2 separate regions of the Homo sapiens genome follow, and region 1 is linked to region 2. Evidence: chromatin loops called from intact Hi-C (ENCODE). Cell type or tissue: heart right ventricle. All regions are shown on one strand. Each heading gives the region's core, and the rest is flanking DNA. Links, peaks and the distances in the headings are about the cores only.

Region 1 (8,328 bases), core at 252-8,251, 79 kb before region 2:
TTTACCCAATGTGACACCATTTCTCATCTGAAATACATTGTATCTGGCCTGAAATGCTAATGATGTCAAAATTAAACATACCTATGAGAATAGAAATTTTTTTCTATATATTTATGGAAGACAATGCCTAAAAAATTTTAAACCTTTATTCTATGAGATAAAGGATGGAGTTGACTTTAAGGTAGAATAGGATCCTCATTTATTAATTTACTAATTATTTTCCTTGCGATAGACTTGCCTAACAAATTAGGTCTGTAGCAAACTTTTCCCCCACCACCTTTCCCCCACCATGTGATGCCTATCTTCTATCTTCTTGTTCCATGCCACGGGAAGTAGGTCACAAGGAGGGGAATTAGGTCAGAAACAGCGGGCGTGAGGAGGCGGAGGATGGAGAAGGGCATGCTTTCCACAGGAATCTTCGAGATCCAGGCCACTCCTCTCTCTCCACTGAGGGGGCGTGAGACAGATTCTGAGCCAGGCTATGGCAGAATCCAATCTGAGCAATGTCCCTTTGTCCCTGGGGAGAGCTGCAATAGGAAGAGCGGGGGAGGATCCCGAAGGTTTGGGTGTTCTCCATGTGTGTCCCAGGGCACTTTCATTTTGGATGAAGCATCAGCCTGCGTGGGGCTGGGGAGGAGCGGCAGCCAGGACTCGCTTCCTTAGGGAGGAATATGCTTGCTCTAGGATGACAGGCCTCCTTGGCAATGGCAGGCAGAGTCAGTTCCATGGGACTTTTGAAGAACATAAACAATCCCCTTTTTATGTAAACACTCAAGCAAACCAAAGCTGGCTGTTAATTGTCTCCCTGGCCTGGACCCAAGGCAGAAATTTGGAGTTGCCCCCTTCTTGGATTAATCTGGAATGACTCCCCTTATATCCCCTCTTACCCTAACCCCCCATACTCTGGGATCTAGAGACGAGACACTACTGACACTTGGAGTTGCATAGTTCTTTGTTGTGGGGAGTTGTTCTGTGTGTTGCAGGATATTTGGCAGCATCCATGGCCTCTACCCACCAGATGCCAATAGCAACACCCTGCTGGAGGCCGCACACATGTTTCTTATGATTAGGCATAATTGAAGCCTGTCAGGAACAATATGAACCTGTGATCAGTTAAGCAGCTGATCAATCATTACCTCCTCCTCCTTGCTCTTGTTACCCAATAAATACAAAGGGCCGTAGAAGCTCAGGAACTGCCTTTGCTCACTAGAAGCAGGGAGCTCTCTTCTTCCCCATGTTGCCTTTCCTTAAAATAGTTATTTTGTTTTTTTGTTATCATTTCTATGTTTGTCCCTTCATTCAGTCTTGTAATGAAGGTTGCAAGCAGTAACAGTAGTGACTGCTGTAATGACGGTCTCAAGTAGTAGTAGTGGCAGTCAGCCACAGCACCCTGCAAACTGAATTGTGACAACCAAAAATGTTTTTAGACATTGCCAAATGTCCCCTGGGGAGTAAAATTGTCTCCAGTTGAGAACAACTGCTCTACCATATACATGCTAAAAGCCTTTAATACCACGTGTCAAAGTTTCAAAGTTTAAACCAGTCACCTGATTTTGACTGAGGATCAAATTCTGAACAAGGAAATGGCAATGGGCTCTACAGACGGTGCAGGTGCATTGAGTGGCGCATGAGGCCAGTTCTGCTGGAAGCTGGTTCTGTGACCTTGGGCCATTATCCTTCTTGAACCTTACACTTGCTAACTAAAACTACAGCAAAATAGCAGCCTTCTCTGTGGTGTGTAGGTGTCCTCTGATGATAAGGGTGATAAAACATCAGTCAGAGCTGGGAGTTCTTTGGAGGAAATTTGTGCTGTGGTGAGGCCAGTTTATGTTTTTACTATTCTTTTACTCGAAGCTTCATTAAATCAAGTTGTTGGCCTAGCAACTTATGGAGACTTCACAGTCAAGATCTCCTCAGCAAAACCTGATTTCAAATATTCTGTCCTATTGTCCCCATATACCTTTGAAATATCCCGGGTATCCTGAAATGGCATTTTTCAGCTTGTCTCTCACCTCCAGGGGTCATGCAAACAGCCTTTAGTGGCACCTGCATATTGCTTTTGGCATATTTACTGGTGAGGCACAGTCATCAGTGGGTCTGGCTATAACCCTGCTGGCGCCCTGGGGGCCGGGGCCATGTGCAGGAATCTGACATGGGCAAGAGGCACATCCAAAGACCCAGAGCAGCCCATGCTCATTGTAGACATTCCTCACAATGTAGACATTTTTGCTTAAATGAGCCATGAGTAAAGGGAAAAAGCACTTTACTGTGGGTAATTTCTTCATAAATTACCCAGCTTCAGGTGTTCATTTATAGCAACACAAATGGACTAAGATAGTTTTTGATCACGTTCATGATCGGTGAACAGCTTTCAGACAGTTTTTTGTGGGCATGAGGAAAGCAACAGAGGCAGATGGTGTCCTCCATGACTCACAATCTGAGTATGTGAATGATTAATGATTTGGGGCCAGGCTCCAGGGGTCCAAATCCCTATGAACTGCGTGATCTTTCTAAAGTTACCTAAACACTCTGTTTCCTTCCTCATTTGTAAAGTGAACATAAACGCAGTATGTGGTCATAACACAGGCGATGTTCTTAGATCAATGCCTCGTCCATAATAAATTCTCAATCCATGTTAGCTATTAATTGTGTTACAATTCAATCTGTTCAACACTATAGTAAAGCTGTAAGCAAAATGCTAGGAAGTCTCTAAGTGATGAATGTTTCCCAAAGCAATCCAGGAAGACTTGGCCATTGCAAGCCTATGGCCCTGACAAGGGAAAAGACTCAGGAACCGGGAGCGTAGCAGTAAATCCAGTTACCCAGCAGTGCATATGCTTCACCCAAGTCAAGCTGTCTTGCAGAAGTGGGGCAGCCTGACTTTCCACTGTGTTCTCCCCAGTGAATATGGCCTAGGCCCAGTGTCTGCTGAGGTCACTCCACACTCATGGAGCTGGGAACAGCTGCTTTCAGGGAAAGGTCAGCTGTTGCTGAAATGATGGACTGTCCTAGCATTTAAATTGTTTACGCAGGGCCAGGCAACGTGGCTCACGCCTGTAATCCCAGCACTTTGTGAGGCCAAGGTGGGAAGATCACTTGAGGCCAAGACTTCAAGACCAGCCTGGCCAACATGGTGAAACCTCATCTCTACAAAAAATATAAAAATTCGCCAGGCATGGTGACACACGCCTGTAATCCCAGCTATTCAGAAGGCCGAGGCACAAGAATTGCTTGAACCCTGGAGGCAGAGATTGCAGTGAGCCAAGATTGTGCCATTGTATCCCAGCCTGGCCAAAAGAGTGAGATTCTGTTTCTAAATAAATAAATAAAATAGTTTGTGAGGAGCAAATGGCCAGTGATTCAGAGAAATACCTACTACTGGTGCCGAAAAGACCTGTACAATTCCGGTACTAGCTTTGTGAGTACAGCTATTAAAGCATAACTAACTTTTACACCCAGGTACAGCTTAAAAAAAAAAGAGAACTGGCAGAGCTGCCCCTAGTGGCAATGCTCAGGGGTGGTGGAGGTGCCCAATGGACATGTCTGTCCCAGAAAAGAAGCACTGACACCCTGGGAATGGTTATTAATGAATCCTAAATTTCCTTTGGCTTTTGGCTTTCTTTTGCATCCTCTGGCAGTCGCATTGAATATAAATATCAAGTGCCAAGACAAGTCAATAGGGAAATTGTCTTGTCTTTTCAACAAAGGGTGCCAGGACAACTGGATGTCACTGTGAAAGAATGAAGATGGATCCTACTTCACACCATCTATAAAAACTAACTCAAAAGGAATCAAAAGACATTTTGGAAGAGCTAAAAACTACAAGACTATTGGAAGAAAATGTAGGGGTAAATCTTGAGACCTTGGAGTAAGCAATGGTTTCTTAGATGTGACACCAAAAGCACAAGTGATGAAAGAAAAAGTAAGTTGGGCATCATCTAAATTAAAAACTTTCATGTTTCAAAGGACACTATTATAAGAAAGTGAAAAGACAAAACACTGAATGGGAGAAAATATTTGCACAGAGAAACCTGTACACAAATATGCACAGCAGCGTTATTCATCATGGCCCACTACAGGGCCAGGCACAGTGGCTCACTTTGGGAGGCCGAGGCAGGCGAATCACGAGGCCAGGAGCTTGAGACCAGCCTGGCCAACATGGTGAAACCCCATCTCTACTAAAAATACAAAAAAAAAAAATTAGCAGGGCATGGTGGCGTGTGCCTATAATCCCAGCTACTTGGGAGGCTGAGGCAGGAGAATTGCTTGAATCCAGGGGGTGGAGGTTGCAGTGAGCCGGGATCGCACCACTGCACTCCAGCCCGGGCAACAGAGCGAGACTCCATCTCGATAAAAAAAAAAAACCCAAAGTAGAAAAAAACCAATTGTCCATCAGTGATGAATGGATGAACAAAAGGTGTGCTATCCATACAGTGGGATGCTGTTCAGCCATCAGAAAGGAAAGAAGTACTGCTACATGCTCCAACATGGATGAGCCTGGAAAATGTTACACTGAGCCCAGTAAGCCAGACACAAAGGCCACATTTTGCGTGACTACATTTATACAAGATGTGCAGAATAGACAGTCAAATCCACAGAGACAGAAGGTGGATCAGTGGCTGCCAGGACTAGGGGAAGAGGGAAGGGGAAGGACTGCTAATGGTATGGGGTTTCTTTGGGGGCTGATGAAAATTTTCTGCAACTAGATAAAGGCAATAGTTGTACAGTCACAGGAATACACTAAAAATTGCTGAATTGTGCACTAATGGTATGGGGAATGTATTGCCCCCTCCAAAAAAAGTAGGAGGTGCTGGACCAGGTGACAAAAGTGTGGCCATGCCCCAGACTTTTTCACTAGGGACCCTGCATGAGCCAGCAGGTGCCCAGAGAGAGCCCCCGCCCTGCCCTCAAGGCTTGGCTGAGGGCTTCCTGGAGGAGGAGTTTGGCTCAATGCTGAGCTGAACCAACTGCAGTTTTTGGAGTCTGCACGCATCATTCACAATCCCGTGGAGTATTGTATAAGAGCCACATCGTAACTTTGTGACTCGCTGCTGCCAGGGCCCCAAGGAAGTGCTCTTCCTGGGCACGAACCCAGGACCTTTTAGCATGGCCCAGACATGAGTGCCCTTTGAGGAAGTGAACATGGTCTGGGACTGGCTGGGCATTGGAGGGCCTGTGCTAACCCCTCCCCAAGAGCACTGTCTTAGCTGGGACTGGGGTGCTGGGACTGGCGTGCTCAGTGAGAGGTGAGTGGTGCCCGATTCTGGGGCTTTTCCAGAACCTCTGTGGAAAGCCTGAGGTCTTCTCCTTTCACTGCTTTGTCCACAATCTGTGTTCTCTGCTATTCCTGGCTCCCAGAGAACACAACCTCACTCCTGCTGAGCTTCCTGCCAAGCAGCAAGAACAGCTTCTTGGGATCTTAGTGTCCCCTCTGCCGGCAGGTGCGGCGGCTGGGGGTTCGGCTGGGGGTGGGAGTGGCCCGGCTGGGGCAGTAGTGGGCGCGAATGGCTTTGGCAGGCCTGATGCCAGAGGTCCAGGTGGAGGGGCTCCTGCATCTCTCTCCCCGTAACCCACAGGAAAACAGGGCTAATAGGCAGTGACCAAGTGAGTTGACCAAGTGAGTTGGGGCTGCTGCCGCGGCTATGGAAATGAGTGCCCCTGGGGCCTGGCATGGGACACATTCAAGGCCTCCAAGTCACTCTTGGGCAAGCAGATAACAACACACCCTGGACTGAAGCCAGAGGTCCTCCTGGGCTCCCTGCTTGCCGGGAAACATACCCTTCGATCTGTTGAACTGTCTTCCAACCTGCTGTGGCAGTTTTGCCCCACTCCTGTTTGCCGTGCTGAGTCCTGCTTTCCTCACCTTCCCTGAGCATTGCCCTTTCTGTGGGAGGGAATCAGCAGAAGGTGCACTGTTGCACTTCAGATGCTTCTACCTCGTCGTTTCCTCGGAAGTCTCTATTCAATGGGGAGCTCCCTAGACTGGCTGCTAAGGTCGCATTTGCTTTTTCAGAGGAAATACCTTGTCAGGAACCCTACCCATCCTTATAGAACAGCTGCCTTCAGCTAACCCCTTTCCTCATAGGGGCCAGGACAAAGCATGGGACAAGAAATTCAGAGTGACCTTCTCATGAGAGGCTGAGGCTGGCTCAAAGAATTCGGTGCGGCAGAGTGAAAGTCAGAAGACCTGGATTTTCATCCCAGCTTTGCGACTTGTGAGCTTTATGATGGTCAAATTGATGAAGACTAGGCTTCAGGCTGCTCCTCTGTAAACGGGGGCTGTCTCCCTCCTGGGGTTTGTGTGAAGGCAACGGAGACAACACTTGAAAGTGTCTTGGCCGGGCGCGGTGGCTCATGCCTGTAATCCCAGCACTTTGGGAGGCCGAGGCAGGTGAATCATGAGGTCAGGAGATGGAGACCATCGTGGCCAACATGGTGAAACCCCATCTCTACTAAAATACACACACAAAAAATTAGCCAGGTGTGGTGGCGTGTGCCTGTAGTCCCAGCTACTTGGGTGGCTGAGGCAGGGAAATTGCTTGAACCTGGGAGGCAGAGGTTGCAGTGAGCTGAGATCGCACCACTGCACTCCAGGCTGGCAACAGAGCGAGACTCTCAAAAAAAAAAAAAATTGTCTTGCATAGGCCTGGCTCATGGCTTTGCTTTCTTGCTTTCTTACCTCGGGGCTGGGGAGTCACCGCACTGTGCTATGAGGAAAGCCCCTCTCCATTCAGGAGACCCTGCTAGGGAGGAGTCTGGGCTCCCACCTGTGGCCAAAGTGAGGGGCGAATTCTTTCCCTGTCAGAGATGGACCAATGACTTTATGACAAACCCAGCCTGTGATTTTTCTAGTCTAAGCATTAAAAGCTCCTAAACCCAGCCAGATCTGGTGGCTCACGCCCATAATCCCAGCACTTTAGGAGGCTGAGGTGGGTGGGTCACTTGAGGTCAGGAGTTTGAGACCAGCCTGGACAACGTGGTGAAACCTCATCTCCACTAAAAATAGGAAAATTAGCTGGGTGTGGTGGCGGGTGCCTGTAATCCCAGCTGCTCAGGAGGTTGAGGCAGGAGAATCGCTTGAACCCGGGAAGCGGAGGTTGCAGTGAGCCGAGATCACACCACTGTACTCCAGCCTGGGCATCAGAGTGAGACTCCATCTCAAAAATAAATAAATAAATAAATAAAAATAAAAACCCTTAAACTCTTTTAAAAAATAGCTACAAAGCGCCTCCCCTGTCTCCGTGCCAACTGGGGTGAGGTGGGAGCTTAATGGATCCTGTAGATCATATACATTTGAATCTCAGGCCTAGATGAAGGCAGAGCCCTCATGAATGATCAGGGGAGATATGTTTTCTATCTAGAGCCCTGGACAAGCTAGATAAGCTATTTCATTATCTCTCATTGCAAGTGAGGAGATTGTTTTTTCTGTCACTTTTTTCCGTAGAGTGGAAGCCTTGGAAGGTCTTGGCTGTATGCAGGATTCACAGCTTTGACGCATGCGTGCCCTAGGCCCAGGCCTCAGCTCCTGTCCCTGTTGGTGGCCATTACATCCAAAGCTTCTTAGGTATCAAGATTGGCAGCTCTCCCCTTCCACCTCCCCTGCATCCAGTGCAGCTGCCCCCACGATCTCCTGCTTCTTTGGTTTCAGTTTGCTTTGCTTTCCTTTTGGCTGCAGGATTTCCCTTTCTTTAGCAAAGCTCAGTTAGTGCATTTGAAAGCCTGTTCATTACCTTTTCTCTACCACTTCTAGGTGTTTTTAGAGCAGAAAGCTTTCTATGTTTCCTAGTCTGCCACACTATCAGAAATGTAAGTCTCTGTGATACAATTTCTCTCTATTAAACTAGCAAAAATGTAGCAGGGGCATGTGCAAGGGTGAGGGAAGTGCTCACATTCTCCTGATGGGAATCTGAATTGCTACTCAATTCCTGACAGTATTTTGCAATAAAAAATATGAAAAAATGATGCATGTCTTTTGTCCCAGCAATTTCCATTTCTAGGAAGTTACTCTATTAAATAAACATGGATGTGTGCAAAGTTTCAGGTTCAGGATGTTTGTCATAGTTGTATCCAGCCTCGGCATTTCCAAAAAGTATACACTGTTTAAATATTCCAGTTGGGGAAACAAAAAGGAAAAAACAAGAAGGAAGGGGAAGCACTTAGGAAAAGAAAAACTTTCTGAGAAATCTTCAGCAAATGAATGCTTACGACTCTAGGGTCAGATACATCTCTTGGCCTTCCGTAGCTATGAGGGAAACTTGGAAAATCAGAATTTTTATTTGGGTACAACTGAGGTTTTGTTAGTAAGGACGAAGGGAGGAATGGATACCA
Region 2 (8,328 bases), core at 287-8,286:
CTTTCCCCGACCCCTGGTAACTTCTATTTTACCTCTATCTCTGCAACTTTGACTACTCTAGGAGCCTCATATAAGCAGAATCGTACAGTATTAGCCTTTGTGTCTGGCTCATTTCACTTAGCATAATGTCCTTAAGGTTCATCCATGGTGGTGCATGAATCAGAATTTATCATTCTTTTTTGTTTTTTGTTTGTTTGTTTTTTTGAGACGGAGTCTCGCTCTGTAGCCCAAGCTGGAGTGCAGTGGCACGACCTCAGCTCACTGCAAGCTCCGCCTCCCAGGTTCATGCCATTCTCCTGCCTCAGCCTCCTGAGTAGCTGGAACTACAGGCACCCACCACCAAGCCCGGCTAATTTTTTGTGTTTTTAGTAAAGACAGGGTTTCGGGTTTCGCTGTGCTAGCCAGGATGGTCTCAATCTCCTGACCTCGTGGTCCTCCCGCCTCGGCCTCCCAAAGTGCTGGGATTACAGGCGTGAGCCACCGCACCCAGCCTTATTCTTTTTTAATGCTGAATAGCATTCCATCATATGGATAGACTACAGTTAATCTATCCATTCATCTGTCAATAGACATTCAGGTTCCTTCCACCTTGTGGCTATTGTGAATAATGCTGCTATAAACATTGGTGTACAAGTTGCTATTTTTAATTATTTAAAAAAGATTATTTTAAAAATTAGTAGATAAAAACCATTAAAACCCAAGGCTGATGGGAAGAAAATGGCAAAAAAAAAAAAAAAAAAAAAAAAAAAAGGATATTGAATGGTAACATACAGGGAATATCTGTTTCTTCCTTATTCATTTATGTCAACCTTTTCATCCATAACCAGTTATCAGATACCTCATAGATTTAATAATAGCTTTAGGGGTGGAAGGAGAGGAATAAACACCCACTGAATATACCTAGTAAGAACATTTAAAAATAATTAAAGAACATTTAAAAATAATTTGAAAATATTTAAAAAGTATATCTTGGAGCAGGGGTAAGAGGGTTCATTCTACCTTCTCACTTAGCCCACCTTTCCTGGCTCAGTCTCCATCCCCAGGGGTTGGGAATTTGTGACCTGGTACAAGTTCCTGGGGGCCTGACGGGCTGAGTGCCCCCAGGAAGTTTCCAAGGGCCCTGGAAGGTTTATAGGCAAGACACCTTGGGGTCATTTCCTCCCCTCTACCATCTGGCCCCATTTGCTGTACTGAAGTGAATTCCAGTAAGATTAACACCCTTGATAAGGGAAGAGAGATGAAGAGGGAAGAGCTCTTTGACTTGGTCCTGGGAAATACACTTCTGTCTCTTGCCACCCTGGAGGGCCAGCAATAGCTGAGCTGCCAGGGAGTGGGGGTCGGGCTGTAAAGTGAGACTTCCTTCAGTCCCCCACCTCCACTTCCTTATATTAGGAATTTTAACAAAAGGAGGAACATGAAACCAGATAGTAATAATCTATCAGCCTTTCATGTTGTCCTGGGAAATCTGCTTGAGAAGCCACACACAGAGGGTGAGTCACAGGGGTCCAGCCTTGCATTGGCTGGGAGGATCTCCTGATCCCTTGGAAGAAAGCTAGTCCTGCTCCTATTGGAGGGGAGCAGACCCAAAGGCCGCAGCGATTGCCTGGCTCGGTGACGCTGGAACGCATTTCTACCACCGGGGCCTCCCAGCTTCTGCTCAGCTCCTGGCAGGCAGTGTGTGTGGCTTCTCGAAACTGTCTGTGAAGTTTGGAAGAAAGTCCTGACTAGGTTAGGAAAATAAGAAAGACAGTCCATGGCACAGCCAACAAAATCTGTGTATGAGTGTCTGCCCCGTAAAGACAGGCCACGAAGTCTGCACCTGGTTCAAATTATCCGACGCATCCCTCCCAGGGGTGGCAATTCTGATGTGACTGAAAAAGTGTGAAGGCTTCTTAATCCTGCAGAAAAATCACACTTTCCATAGTAACAGCTCATTCCTGGTTTGGATCTTAAGACTTGGGCCTGGCAGGCAGGTCAGTGCTCTGAAATCCTAGAAGGGAAGATTTACCAACTCTCCCATGGTAACTGTCTGGAAACTGACTGGCCACAGTGAGCATGGGCTCCTATCTTCTGGGTCAGGCCTCAGCCAACTCTTTTGCTCCCCTCCATCTCTGTGGGCCACCTCTCTCTGTTTCCCATGGACACGTCTTTTCCATTTTCTGGAAGCATATTTGAGAAAAAGAATCAAGAAATTATCGCTTTTTTTTTTTTTTGAGATGGAGTCTCACTCTTTTTGCCCAGGCTGGAGTGCAGTGGCGCAATCTCAGCTCACTGCAACCTCTGCCTCCGAGGTTCAAGCAATTCTCCTGCCTCAGCCTCCCGAGTAGCTAGGATTATAAGCAAGTACTACCATGCCCGGCTATTTTTTTGTATTTTTTAGTAGAGACAGGGTTTCACCATGTTGGCCAGCAGGCTGGTCTCAAACTCCTGACTTCAAGTGATCCTCCTGCCTGGGCCTCCCAAAGTGCTGGGATTACAGGTGTGAGCCACCAAGCCCAGCCGAGAAGTTTTCTCTAGCTCTGCGTGCAATGCATTCTGGGCAATATAGATCTGTTATAAGGACTTGGTGAAAGGGGGTCGGGTAGGGAGACACAATGTCCTAAAATGTAGGAGCTGGAACAATAAGAGCTGGCATTTAAAAAAAAAAAGTTTTCATAAACACCAGCCTTGGTGCCTCATTTCATTTACTCCTTACCACAAATGACTGGAGGTAGTTTCCTGATTTTATAGGTGAAGGCCGGTTAAGTAACTTGTCCCTGTCCACTTGTGTTGTAAGTGGCAGCACTGACATTCGACTCAACCCCATCTCAGCCCAGGGCCCATGTTCTATCACTAAGCTACCCACAAAAGGACTTTGGAGAGCACCTTGCTTAGAGCTCTCATTTATCCAATGCAGTGGAGGCTCCGGGGTCCCAAGGGACTCCCTCAAAGTCATGTAATTAGCTAATGAAAAAGTTGGGATGAGAAGCCAGATGCCCTGTCTCCTGCGCCAGGGTAACATGGTTGAAAGAGCTTGTGACTGTGCCCTTAGAGTCGGGGTGACCTCAGGCAAGCTGATGATCACTGAGCTGCCAAGTCGCCATCCGTAGAACCAGCATGGAAGAGACCTACCTCGTAGTTTGCAGTGAGGGTTAGATGCAAGAGTCGACGCAAAGCTCCCAGTGTTGAACCTGGTGCTTGTTGGAGATTTAACACAGTTACTATTATTTACTCTGGCAATGGTACCATCCTATTTCACTCACACAGTTTCTCCTTGTTTGCTAAGATAATAACTAAGTCTGTTTCCTCGGCTGGACAGGGGCGGAACTGGGCACAGGGCAGGCCCCTGCCGACCCTTACAGATCAGCAGAAAGAACCTCTTACTTGGCCCATGGTTTGGAGTAATAATCAAAATCCGTGCTTGGGATCCAAGAACTGGGCTGAGCCCTGGGCTGGAGCCGACCTACCATGAGGGAGATGACAATACAGTGACCAATGTCCCAGTTTACACAGGACTGAGGGGTTTCCCGGGACGTGGGCCTTTCGGTCCTCAAACCAGAACATTTCTGGAAATGGCTGGCCACATGACAGCAGCAAGTCGGGGCCAGGGTGAATACCCTTGGGCCTCGGTAGTGCGAGGAGTGGCTTCCAGAAGAGAGTTTGGGGCATCCCAGTGGCAGTGTCTGGGGCCACCCTGGAGAGTTATTTCCTGGTAAAGGTGAAGGGCTTTGGAGCAATGAAGGAATTCCTGGGAAAAGAAGCCCATGGGCCTTAAACTCCTGTGGGGCAGGGAAGCCAGGCCGCTCTTGGGCCCCTAGAGCACTGAGTTCTGATATTGAGGGTCCCAGGATTGGGGTGCTGCAGAGACTTGGGTGAACAATGTCATGAAGAGGGGGAGGCCAAATGGCCTCCACTGGGCCTTTGGTGGCAACATTCTCCTCTCAGCATAGATTCTGGGAAAGGTGAGGCTTTCTGGCGCCCCCTAGGGCCCAAAGGCTGGAGCAAGCCCGATGGGGAAAAGGCACTGCAGTTGCTCTGGGCCTTGGATGAGACTTCCTCTCATGGGCCTCCATTCCCCTATCTGTGAGACGCCTAAATTACTCAGGGACACATCTAGCTGAGACAGTGGGTGAGGCAAAGCAAAGACATTGATACTACTTTCTCTCTTTTTTTCTTTTTCTTCTTTTTTTTTTGAGATGGAGTCTTGCTTTGTCACCCAGGCTGGAGTGCAGTGGCTTGATCTCGGCTCACTGCAACCTCTGCCTCCTGGGTTGAAGCAATTCTCCTGCCTTAGCCTCCAGAGTAGCTGGGACTACAGGTGTGTGCCACCACACCTGGCTAATTTTTAGATGAGGTTTCACCGTGTTAGCCAGGATGGTCTCTATCTCCTGAGCTTGTGATCCACCTGCCTTGGCCTCCCAAAGTGCTGGGATTATAGGCATGAACCAACACACCCAGCTCACTTTCTCTTTAAACTCCGTAAGAACTGCCCCATTTCATTAAAAAAAAAAAAAAAAAAAAAAAAAAAGCCAGGTACAGTGGCTCATTCCCATAATCCTAGCTCCTAGCACTTTGGGAGGCCAGGGTGGGCAGATCACCTGAGGTCGGGAGTTCAAGACCATCCTGGCCAACATGGCGAAGCCCCGTCTCTACTAAAAATACAAAACTTAGCCAGGCATGGTGGTGCGTGTCTGTAATCCCAGCTACTTGGGAGGCTGAGGCAGGAGAATGGCTTGAATCTGGGAGGCAGAGATTGCAGTGAGCTGAGATCGTGCCACGGCCCTCCAGCCTGGATGACAGAGTGAAACTCCATCTCAAGAAAAAAAAGGGAGCAAATGGCTCATGATCATGGCCCAAGATCATGAAATCTTTGTCAGTCTGTGCAATTCAGGAACGCAGGGCAGAAAATAGTCTTGATCTGTCCTCTCTCGCCCTCAATGAGCACAATTTCCAGCTGCTTCCCTAGTGGTTTGGCAAAATAGAGCAGTCAGAAGTTTAGGAGTCCAGCTTTCAGTCTTGGCTGTGCCTGTTCCTGTTCCCAAGTGTCCTTTTCACATGTCTGAGCCTATGTCCCCATCTGTGAAGGGTGGGGGCGTGGGGCATTCCTATTTTGATTCTGTCAGAGGGTGTTGCAAGAAGCAAATATGAAAGGGCTTTGAAAAAGATAAAGTTCCACTCATACTTAAAGGATTATTGTTTACTTAATTCCTTGAAAGAAAATCACAGTGGGAACTTCCTCAGGCCCTGGAGGGTTGAGTTTTCTGGGGATAATTTCAATTTATCTGATGGGGGTTCTACACATGCCTGGCTGGTGGGGGACCCACATCTGGGAGACATACTCGCTCAGCTGCATCTCACTGTTATGTGAACGGGCCAAGTGTGGCCTCAGTGGCTTGGCCTAACATGTTCCTGTCTTGTTCATTTATTCACAGCAGGCTAGGACCATTAGCCCAAAGCCAGCCAGTGCTAAACTCAAATTCTTACATATCCAATTGCTTGGAATATCATCCAAATAAACATACAGATGGTCCCTGACTTACAATGGTTCAGTTAAAAATGTTTCAGCTCTACAATGGTGTAAAAGCACTGTGCATTCGGTACGCTCTCTGACCTTCCATGGGGTTAGACATTTTCAGCTTATGATGGGCTTGTCAGGAGGCAGCCCCATCGTAAGTTGGGGAGCATCTGTATTTCTGGCCATTTAGAGCCTACCTATTTTGCATATTCCAACATCTGCTGACCATGGATAAGACAAACCCTGTGGCTGTGAAGGACTCCACATCGCTGCTGCCCTTCAGAGCTCTTGGACCCAGGGACTCCCCACCTTGTGGAGGGACATCACCCGGACAACTCCCCTTTCTTCCCCAGGAGCTCCCCAACCCTAGCCCTACTCCCCTTCTGGGTGGTGGTCTTGCCTGCCAGCTGCAGAAGGCCCCTTGCCGGGAGGGACACACCGTCTCCTTCCACACTGTCCAAGTGCCACCGAATATAGCTTGTTGCATGTTGCTGCCTCCCATGGTCTGGTGTCTTCCTGGATCAAACCTGACATTCTCAAACTTATTGCACTCCCTCTGTCTGCTCCTTAGTCAAAAAAATCTCAGACAATTTTCCAGTGGCTCAGTGTAGGTGCTGTGTAAATAAAGCCTCCTTCACCTGGAAATTCTCCTGCGTGAGGCTGTGCTCCTCAGGGCCCGAGGCCTTTGGGATGGGCAGTGACTCCTGGAATCCAGAGGGACAGAAACCCAAATGCAAATGCCCAGGCTCCAGGCTCAGGTGACATCTGTGGTCAGACACCTGCGGCTGGAGGTGGGAATGGCCAGAGGAGCTGCTGGGGCAAAGGTAGGAACTAGGGCAGACAGGCCTTCAGGGTGCTGTTGCTGGAAGGGTGGAGCTTGGCAAGTAATCTTTCCAAGAGAGATCACTGGAGAGGGTCCCACAGAGATAAGGAGATCGAAGTCTGGGAAGCTGTGTGAAGTGACTTGCCCTGTTCACATGCTAATTACGGGCAGAGCTGGGGTGCCTGATAATGACTCTTGAACCACAGTCCCCTGCTTAAACTTGCAGGGGGCCCATTTGTACCAGAGAGTGAGTCACATGATTTGCCATGAGCACAGTACTTGCAGACTGGCCATCATCTTTATCTTACAGCTGTAAAATCAGAATATCCCATTCCCCTGGCTGCTGTGATTGGTTCCGGGTGGAAAGTATTTCAGCAGAGCTGGTGATAATCAATGCCACTTTTCCTGTACTTACTGAGAGTAAGGCACATGGTCTTTCTAGCTATGCACAAACCTGGACAGTGAGGGCCTGGACCTGCCATGCAACTCTTGCCCCACATAGAGACAGAGAATAAAGACAGCCCAGAGAATAAACACAGGAGACACAGACTGAATCCTGGTAATATTGTTTGAGCTCACAGATCAAGCTTCACCTGAAGTTCTCCCGGGACTTTTTAGTCATGAGAAATTCTTTTCATATAACGAATTTGAGTCAGATTTTCTCTCTTTGTAGCTTTGGCACTGGGGTGCCAAATCGGCCATCCCCCGGTAGTTATTTTCCACTCCTATTCTTCAGCCATGGTTCTTTTGATCGTCATGGTCATCTAATGCATCTCTTGCCAGATCCCAAAGTTCAGCCTAGTTGAATAAATATTTATTGAATTTCTACTGTATACCAAGCCCTGTGTTATGTTGTGCGAGAGAAAGATTATTAGGACATAGTTCCTGCTTTCAAGGAATTTACAGACTCAGAACATGTTATTAAGTGAACCATAAGACACAGTGATATGTGTACTTATGCAAGTCCATGCAAGGCCCAGAAACATACCTAGGAAGAAGGAATTCAGTCTGGGGAGGTGAGGGAGCTATGAAGGGGAGGGGACACTGGAGCAGGCTTCTGAATGATGAGAGTGAGGCTGGAGGCAAGACACTACTGAGCAATGACTGCTTTCCCCCAGCCTTTGTTGACCTTGCTTAGGTGACTGGCTGTTTGGCTTCCTTCGCCACAGGCTAGTTCTTGCCTGTGCACAGTGGCTCCTGTAGAGAAGCTTGAATCAGTTCCTCAGGGGATGAGCTCAGGGCCATTTGGCCATATAGGCCACCCTGGGTTTTTTAACTTGGAGAAGAGCTGAGTATTCTAAAATGCATATTTTTGGGCTTTGGCATTTGTGTTTATATACCTAAGGATTTCTATATGGAGAATAAGAAAGTATTACGTCTACTTTGTCGGGCTCAGAAAACTGAGATAGGACCAGATATGGGGAGACTTCATTAGACCCTTGATATGACCCTGGCTGAGCTGCTCAGCCTCCCTCCTGCATTCCTGCCCACCCAGCCCTGCAGCCCCTGATGCCTGGGCATTACTAAACTGTTTGCTATTCTTGGAACACATTAACCCTCTCCTCCTCCATGTCTCTGCAATGCTGCTCTCTCTCCCAGGAAGGCCTCCATTTTTTCTTTTTCCTTTTTTTTTTTTAAACAGGATCTTGCTCTGTTGCCTAGGTTGGAGTGCAGTAGTGTTATGATGGCTCACCACAGCCTCGACCTCCCAGGCTCAGGTGATCCTCCTCCCACCTCAGCCTCCCAAGTATCTGGGACTACAGGTGCACACCACCATGCCCAGCTAATTTTTTGTATGTTTTTGTAGAGATGGGGTTTCACCATGTTGCTCAGGCTGGTCTCAAACACCTGAGCTCAAGCGATCCACCCACCTCAGCCTCCCAAAGTGCTGGCATCACAGGCATGAGCCACCACACCCTGCCAGGCCTCCTCCTTGTCACCGTCACCGTGACTTCTTGTTCTCACACTTCACATAGAGGGCTACTTCTTCTGGAACCTTTTGCTCCTTCCT

What was found. A loop is a pair of places that touch in the nucleus more often than their neighbours do. Peaks named below come from ENCODE experiments on the same cell type or tissue, not always from the same donor. Only the 100,000 strongest peaks of a DNase experiment are listed, where the experiment ranks them.
Region 1: a loop joins it to region 2, with 4 times the contacts of the local background. A loop is called at or near these places in 6 of 110 quality-filtered maps.

The regions. Positions count from the first base shown.
Region 1 is chr18:49,645,514-49,653,841 of GRCh38, forward strand. All of the region lies in intron 1 of LOC105372112 (a long non-coding RNA gene), which reads left to right. LOC112268210 (a long non-coding RNA gene) reads left to right here and starts at 5,001. Exons shown (of 2, transcript XR_002958207.2): 1 at 5,001-5,246; 2 at 6,086-7,962. It also overlaps the pseudogene SMUG1P1. In heart right ventricle, for the core only: a CTCF peak has its summit at 3,471 (motif pointing left); DNase peaks (open chromatin) are centred at 458 and 2,928.
Region 2 is chr18:49,724,796-49,733,123 of GRCh38, forward strand. All of the region lies in intron 3 of LOC105372112 (a long non-coding RNA gene), which reads left to right. Among named protein-coding and RNA genes, the nearest start is that of ACAA2, 85 kb to the right of the region's middle. RefSeq lists enhancers at 990-1,735, 1,736-2,479. In heart right ventricle, for the core only: a CTCF peak has its summit at 3,963 (motif pointing left); DNase peaks (open chromatin) are centred at 1,592, 3,941, 4,802 and 5,056; H3K27ac peaks cover 1,563 bases.